Linked DNA regions of Homo sapiens: region 2 is linked to region 1. A link is an interaction called in ENCODE POLR2A ChIA-PET data of the cell type or tissue named here. Cell type or tissue: GM12878. All regions are shown on one strand.

Region 1 (4,000 bases):
AAGGAGTGTGGCAACCAGGTTTTTAAAGATGCCTCCCTCCCTACCCTGCAACTGGCAGGAAATCAGAAGTCTCTGCTCTGGGAAAACAGACCCAAAGGAAAAGACCCAGAGGCACTGACAGCGGGAGATTCTCTCCAGAAAATGTCCAAGTCCCTGCCTGATCCCACTGGGGCAAAGCTTCTACGTCAGTGAGCCCAACTGCTTACCCAGAACTTCCAGGCAGCTGTCAGTGCCTCAGTCTGACTTGTGAACCAATGGCCAAGGGTCACCTGATATGGGAGCACTGCCTCTAGCAGGAAAGCAAACTCAAACCAAACAGAAGGCAGACACCTGGTGCCAACGAAGACACGCGGGAAACAGAAGAGCATTTTAAAACAAGAGCAGCAACAGTTGAGATCCCCAGAAATATAAGAGAGGATTGTGTATCTAAGAAACAAAACAGCAGACTATTGTAAAGGACGTTCGTAGAACAAATGAGAATTGTTAGAATTATAATTTATAGCCAGAATAAAAACATCAGTAGAAGGGCTGGAAGATGTAATCGAATAAATTGTCTAGAAAATAAGAGACAAAAGATAGGAGATTATGGAATCATTTCAGGAGCTCCGAAGGTTGACTAATGATTGGAAGGACATTGGCTCCAGACTGAAGGAGTCAATCAAGTATCAGTGCAATACAGTCTCACAAACTAGGGTACATCATCATATTTACGAAGTCAAGACATCTCAAAAGCAATCCTGGGATGTGAGGAGTGACATGGAGGAAAGCAGTAAAGTGGCAAGCTCTGGGAATCTGTGCCTCCTGCTAAATGACTACGGAGCTGCCAGCCACTGTCTGAAGTCACTATTTGGGAACTGTGGAGTTGTCCAGGGGAGAGCTTGATGGTAAATTTTAGGAATTTCAGCCTATCACATGGTAGTGGCTACTTACTATTCCATGGCAGTGCCACTTGGCTAGAGCCAGGATAAGCAAGAAGGACCCTTGTCCGCCAAATATTGAGGTTGTGGGTTCTGATTGCTGATGGCTACCTGTGACCACTGAGGGGCCGGCACAAAGGACATTGTTTCAACCCTCAAGGGCTGAAGTGGCTTCCACGGGATTTAAAGAGACAGTATCCTTCTCTGGTCTGGGAGCCAAGCACTTAAGGAAATCTTTGTTGGGTCACTGGTTGACTGCAGAGATAAAAGAACAGAAACTTCAGTGACTACACACAACAAGGAATACATACTGTGCAAAAATACAAATTAAATTTGGAAAAATACATAGCTTAAAACTAAAAGCTTGGAAAAGTCACAAACAGATGGCTTCAGCCCTTAACAGGCAAGTTTCAGCAATCCTTGAGGAGTGGTAAGGTTAGATTTCCAGTCACCACAACGTAACACTCAAAATGTCCAGGTCTCAAAAAAATATTACAAAGCATACAAAGCAGCAGTTTTGCCACATTTACAGGAAATACAGACTATGACAGAAACCATTTCCAGGGACGTCTATATATTGGGATTACTAGTCAAAGGTGTGAAATCAAGATTTGTGTTAGGCATGTTCAATGAGCTTAAGGAAACCGACAGAGAACTAAAGGAAGTCAGGAAAATGTTGTGTGAACACAATGAGCACATGGTAAAGAGAAAGAAGTGGTAAAAAAAGGAACCAAAACTTGGAAGCAACCAAAATGTCCTTCAGTAGGTAAATGTATAAATAAAGTGTGGTATATTCAAACAATGGACTGTTATTCAATACTGAAAAATGAGCCATCAAGGCATTAACAGACATGCAGTAACCTCAAATGCATATTACTAAGTGAGAGAAACAAAGCTAAAAAGTCTACTGTATGATTTCAACTCCATGACATTCTGGAAAAGTCAAAAACTATGGAGACAATACAAAAATCAGTGATTCCCAGGGGTTGGAGGATGGGAGGGATGAGTAGGTGGAGCACAGAGGATTTTTAGGGCAGTGAAGCTACTCTGCAAGATACTCCGATGGTGGACACATGTCCGCATACATTTGTTCAAAGCCATGTACAACACTGAGAGTGAACCCTAATGTAAACGTCGGACTTTAAATGATAACGACGTGTCAGTGTAGGTTCACTGATTGTAACAAATGCACCATCTGGTTTAGGATGTTGCTAGTTGAGGAGGCTGTGCGGGGGGATGTGGACAGGGATGTGGGAACTCTCTGTACTTTTGCTGAATTTTTCTGTGAGCCTAAAAATGCTCTAAAAGTAGTCTTTTTTTTTTTTTTAAAGAACCATACAGAAGTTCTGGAATGAAAAAGTTCAAAAAGTGAAATACGAACCTTAATGGAAGGGAACTATCGCAAATTTAAGCAAGCAGAAGAGGCAATTGGCAAACTTAAAACAATTGAAATAATAGTCTGTGTAGCAAAAATGAAAAAAGATTGAGGAAAATTGAACAGAGCCAAATGTACTAATGTATGCTCATAGAAGTTACAGAAGGAGAAGGGACAAAATGGCAGAAAAAGTATTTGAAGGAATAATGGCCCCAAATTTCCCAAATCTGAGAAGACGTGAATATACTCATTCAGGAGTCTCAATAAATTTGATGCAGGAAAACCTCAAAGAAGCCCACACCAGGACATATTACAATAAAATCAAGGAAACCCAAGGCCAGAGAGAATTGTGAAAGCAGCAAGAGAGAAGCAACTTCTTGTGTACAAAGGATCATCAATACGGTAACAGCTGATTTCTCCTAAGAAACCATGGCAGCCAGAAGGTAGTGAAATGATATATTTAAAGTCCTCAAAGAAAACAGTAAGCTGTCAACCAGGAATTGTATATAATTTTAAATCACCTTTCAATAATGAAGGAGAAATTATGACTTTTCCAGATAAACAAAATCTGAGCAGTGCATTATCAGTAAACTTGCCCTACAAGAAATCCTAAAGTGAGTCTTTCATGCTGAAATAAAAGTACTCTAGACGGTACCTTGAAGACATAAGAAAAAGTGAAGTAAATATAAAGGTAACTAAATAAGTAACTATAAAAGCCAGAATTATTTTACATTTTGCATGGTTTGTAACTCCTATTTTTTTTCTATATGATTTAATAGGCAATGAGTTAAACAGTGATTGCAAACCTATGTTAGTGGTCATAGAGTGTACAAAGATGCAGTATGTGATAATCACAATATAAAGGGAAAGGCAGGGACATACAGGAGCAAAGCTCTTATGACCTACCGAAACTAAGTTGATATTATTCAAACTAGGACGTCATAAGTTTAAGATATTAATTGTAATCCCCAAGAAAATAACTAAAATATGTATAGAAAAAGAAAGAAAAAGGGACTCAAAGTGGCCCACTACAAAAAAAATGAACAAAATACAAAAATGAAGTAATTGAAGAAACAAAAACATGTAAGACATACATAAAACAAATATATAAATGGCTGAAGTAAATCTTTATCAGTGATCATATTAAATGTAAATGAACTAAACTCTGCTAGTAAAAAAAAAAATTGGCAGATTGGATTTAAAAACCCACAGGCTTCATGTATATTCAGTGTATAAGAGACTTACTTTAGATTAAAAAAAAATACAAAGCCAGAATTATTTTACTTTTTGCGTGGTTTGTAACTCCAATTTTTTCCTATATGATTTAATAGGCAATGAGTAAAATAGTGGTAAAATAGAAGTTGAAAGTAAAAGAATGGAAAAGGTATTTTATGCAAATAGAAAGCAAAAGAGAGCTGGGGCAGCTATACTGTTGTCAGACAAAGCAGACTTTAAATCACAAAAAAATTACAAAAGACAAAGAAGGACAATATATATTAATAAAGGGGATACAGCATAAAGATGTAACAATTATAAATGTATACACACCTAATGACAGGGTTCCAAAATATATGAAACAAAAATTGACAGAGTTGAAGGGAGTAATAGATAGTCCTACACTAATATTGGGATATTTCAGTACCTCACTTTCAATAATAAGACAGAACTACCAGACACATAAATAAGAAAATAGAGGACATCAAGAACA
Region 2 (4,000 bases), 94 kb after region 1:
ACACCTGCCTTCTGCTCCTTGTGTCACCTGGAGTGAATATCTGATTGTTTCTAGAGTCTAGACCAAGGCTTGGCAATTTTTTTTATAAAGGACTCTTCTTTTATCCTGGGGAACTCCTTCCCCAAGCCACTCTTTCCCACCTGAATGACACAGTTGGACCAGGTCGGTGGTTTTCAAGCTTTCATCAAATCCCGGAGCCTTTTACTCAAAAGAAATCTTGTATATTTTAGGTTTTGCAGGCCAACAGGCAAAATCGAGGAGGTTGTGTAGGATATAGCCACTTAAAAATGTAAAAGCCATTCTTGGTTTTGGGGTCTTAGAAAAGCAGCTGGTGGGCCAATTTGGCACAGGGGCACAGTGTGCCACCCCTCAGACCAGCCCTGTCCTCTAGAACTGTAATGGAAGCCACATAGGAAATTTTAAATTTTCCAGCGGCTACGTTAAAAAAGTAAAAAGAGGGGCCGGGTGCAGTGGCTCACGCCTGTAATTTCAGCACTTTGGGAGGCCGAGACGGGCGGATCACGAGGTCAGGAGATCAAGACCATCCTGGCTAACACAGTGAAACCCGTCTCTACTAAAAATACAATAAATTAGTCGGGGCCGGGCACAGTGGCTCACGCCTGCAATCCCAGCACTTTGGGAGGCCGAGGCGGGTGGATCACGAGGTCAGGAGATCGAGACCACGGTGAAACCCTGTCTCTACTAAAAATACAAAAAATTAATCGGGCGTGGTGGTGGGCGCCTGTAGTCCCAGCTACTCAGGAGGCTGAGGCAGGAGAATGGTGTGAACCCGGGAGGCGGAGCTTGCAGTGAGCTGAGATTGCGCCACTGCACTCCAGCCTGGGCAATAGAGTGAGACTCCGTCTCAAAAAAAAAAAAAAAAAAAAAGAGGTGAAATTAATTTTAATTATGTTTTATTTAACCAGATATATCCAAAATACTGTCATTACACCATGCAAAAAAGTTATGACGTGCGCATTTTACGTTACAGCACATTTCAGCTCAGACGAGCCACTTTCCCACTGCTTAGTAGCCTGGTGGTGTGGCCGCTGCCCGCAGTCCTGGTGGCAGCCCTGGGGTGCCACAGGTGGTGGTGAGTTTCCTCCGTCCCTCCCTTGGGCCTTGGGTTGGAAGGTTCCTGGAGTGCTGCTTCTCTGGGACTTGTTACTCCTGTTTGTGTCCCCACTCCTCCTTGGCCCTTGGTGTCTATTGCCAACTTTTGAAGTTTCTTTCTTTGACTATCACATCTTTGATGGCTTCTTTTGGTGTGTTAGAAGTTCTCTTCTGGGCTCTGATCCCCACTCCCTGCCCAGAGGCAGAGTTTAGGGGCAGAAGGGAGGAAGGTCCTTGCCAGGGCCTCAGGCCTGTCCTGTGGGGAGCCGGTGAGGGCCGTGGTGGGCAGGCTGGCGTATCCCCCTCTAAACTGGACGTGCAATGTTCCAGTATTATGTAATTGCACCCTAGCTTTTTTCCCTGGGTTCTAGCCTGTTACCTGATCTTTTCCTCTGATTTCTCTTTCCCTTGCCACACAGAAGGACTATAGTCCAAGGCCTATGTTCTCTTCCTGACACAAATGTGCAGGGTGACCCAGGAAGGTGACTTATGTCTCCCACCTGTAAAGCGGGTGCCTGCCTTCTCTTTGCAGAGTAGTGTGCTGATGGAATGGGGAGTTCCTGAGCCCCCCATGTGGTGAGGGATGTTCCAGGAAGCACGCTGGCTGCCGCCTCTGGGGGAAGTAGCCTTTCTTTGGGCAACCTCATGTTCTTTAGCAGAAATAAAGAAATTTAACTCAGAATGTTTAAATTGTTCCCAAGCTGCCACTTAGTCTTGAAAGAGGGAGAGAGTGTGGCAGCGAGGCACAGGGGAAGACATCCTACTACTGGACATGGAGGATCATTGGGTGCTAATTTGGAAGCATCTGACCTAAGAAAACGGGCTCTTCTCTTATCCTGGGAAACTCATTCCCCAAGCCACTCTTTCTCAGCTGAATGACACCGTTGGACCAGGTGGATGGTTTTCAAGCTTTCATCAAAAGCAGTGCAGCTCTGGGCAAGGCAGCCAAAGCCTGGAGCTTGGCCTCCCATCCTGGGGCGGGGTGGCGGGGGAGGGCCTTGGGTCATCTCTGGGGCCATTTGGGGCAGGTTCGAAAACTCTGCCCTAGATTTTGTGCTTTTTCCAGTTTTAGCAATTGAGGCAGTCTTACAGCTGCTCTGGAATGGAGCCCCCATGCCCTACCCAGAGCTCTCAAGGCATTGTCACTTCCGTTGGGGGCAAGAGCACCTAGGGGGTTGATTCACTGACATTTTGTCTCTGGAAGCTGGAACTGAAATCTTCCAAACCACTCACTGGTTTTCTCAGTCAGGGTCATCCTAGTTCACATGAAACCACAGCCTGGTTTTTGCCTGGAGCCTGTAACCCTTCTGGCTCCTTCCCCTTGGGCGCAGCTTGGCGGTTGCATGCTGTGCCAGAGGTGGCCCTGGTGTCAGAGCTGCTTTGCAGCGAGACTCTGAGTGGATGGGCCTGCCGGATCCTTTGAACCTCTACCTACTATATTGTGTCATAGCCCGTGATTTCACACAGACCTCAGCAGGCAAGGGTGGCCAGCAGGGCTGGTGGCAGCAAGGCCTCCCTCGGAGGAGGGGACCCTGAGTTTTCAGAGTGGTTGAGCGGCCTGCCCAAGGTCACTGAGCTGCTCAGCAATGGGGCCGTGATACAGATTTCAGCTCCATGAGGCTCCCGTGCCAGAGTCCACCCTGGCTCCAGACTCCACCCTGGCTCCAGACTCATCCTCCCTGTCCTTGGGAAGGCCACTTTGCTTTGTAAACTCCTTAGTGTTTTTGTTTGGCCCCGGGGCAGATGGGTAGTAGGGAGATTGGTATATTGCAGTGCTGCAGAATAAATCACAGCTGTTTCCTGGACTTCTAGTTCCTAGCCCTGGGAAGAGGGACCTGCTGGGGCTGTCTGCACCTGCCCTCCCTGCCTTTCCCCCACATTATGCAGGTGAGGGATTGTCTTCAATTAGCAGATGGAGCCGCCGAGACCTGGAGAGGTTCAGCAGAGGTTCAGCGACCTGCCTAGGTCACAGGAAGTCCAGCACGATTTTTTCCAAAGTCCTGTTTGGCCACCTTGTCTCTAATAAGTGTTAACCTTTGCTATCAGGAACAGGGCCTTGCCCCAACTTGGACTCCTTAGTTCTTGAGTGTGTGGTGGGGCGTGTGTGTGAACGGTGCAGGCTGTTGTGCAGGGCATCGCCCAGATCTTCACCTCTCCTCAGCCTCGGGGTGCCCCACATCCCCAACATGGGCTACTGGCCTAGGCAGCAGCCACACCTTTGGCACAGCTCTGAACAGGAAGCACAATTTTTTCCTCTGAAAGAGGAATTCAGAATCAGGAAATAGCTTTGTCCTTGATCTCTGTAGGTTCTGAGGCACTGGATTTAACAGACCCACAAGCAACCGTGGCGCACTTTCCACACAAGGTTTCTGACCTCCTCGTGGTCCTTCCCATAGATAAAGGGGCCAAGGGAAGGGGGAGCAGCTGCAGGGAGCCCCAGCTGAGCCAGAGAAAGGGGCCATGTCTCCTGGGTCTCCTGATGCCATACCCAGAGCCTCACTATCAGGACTGGGTGAGCCACTTGAGGCTCAGGAGCCTCAGGGCCGCGGGAGGGGTGGGTCAGGGCATTTGCATGGCTTCTGCTTGGGGACCTGCTCTGACCTAGAAATCTGACACAGTCCCACTTTTCATTTCAGTGCGCCCAGGCAAGGGAATTGGAATGGTGGCGAGCCCAGATTTGAGTTTCCATTCTAGCTCCATTTTCCATGCTAATGGAGCAAGTTACTTAGAGCTGAAGCATCTATGCCCCTCATCTGAAAACTGGGGGGTTATAATAATAGTACCCATGGCTTTGGGTCCTGATGAGGATGCAGGAAGATGCTTCCAAAGTCCTCAGCAACCGCAGGATCTGTGGCAAGGGCAGAGTTTGTAAATACTGGGTTATATG

Evidence for each region. Peaks named below come from ENCODE experiments on the same cell type or tissue, not always from the same donor. Only the 100,000 strongest peaks of a DNase experiment are listed, where the experiment ranks them.
Region 2: POLR2A ChIA-PET joins it to region 1 with 5 read pairs; 2 of 35 experiments call an interaction of 5 or more read pairs at or near these places.

Annotation. Positions count from the first base shown.
Region 1 is chr17:16,954,948-16,958,947 of GRCh38, forward strand. All of the region lies in intron 1 of TNFRSF13B (TNF receptor superfamily member 13B), which reads right to left. Among named protein-coding and RNA genes, the nearest start is that of TNFRSF13B, 15 kb to the right of the region's middle. In GM12878, no CTCF peak of the experiment used is centred here; no DNase peak of the experiment used is centred here; H3K4me3 peaks cover 1,894 bases; H3K27ac peaks cover 1,974 bases.
Region 2 is chr17:17,049,448-17,053,447 of GRCh38, forward strand. All of the region lies in intron 1 of MPRIP (myosin phosphatase Rho interacting protein), which reads left to right. Among named protein-coding and RNA genes, the nearest start is that of MPRIP, 9.0 kb to the left of the region's middle. In GM12878, no CTCF peak of the experiment used is centred here; no DNase peak of the experiment used is centred here.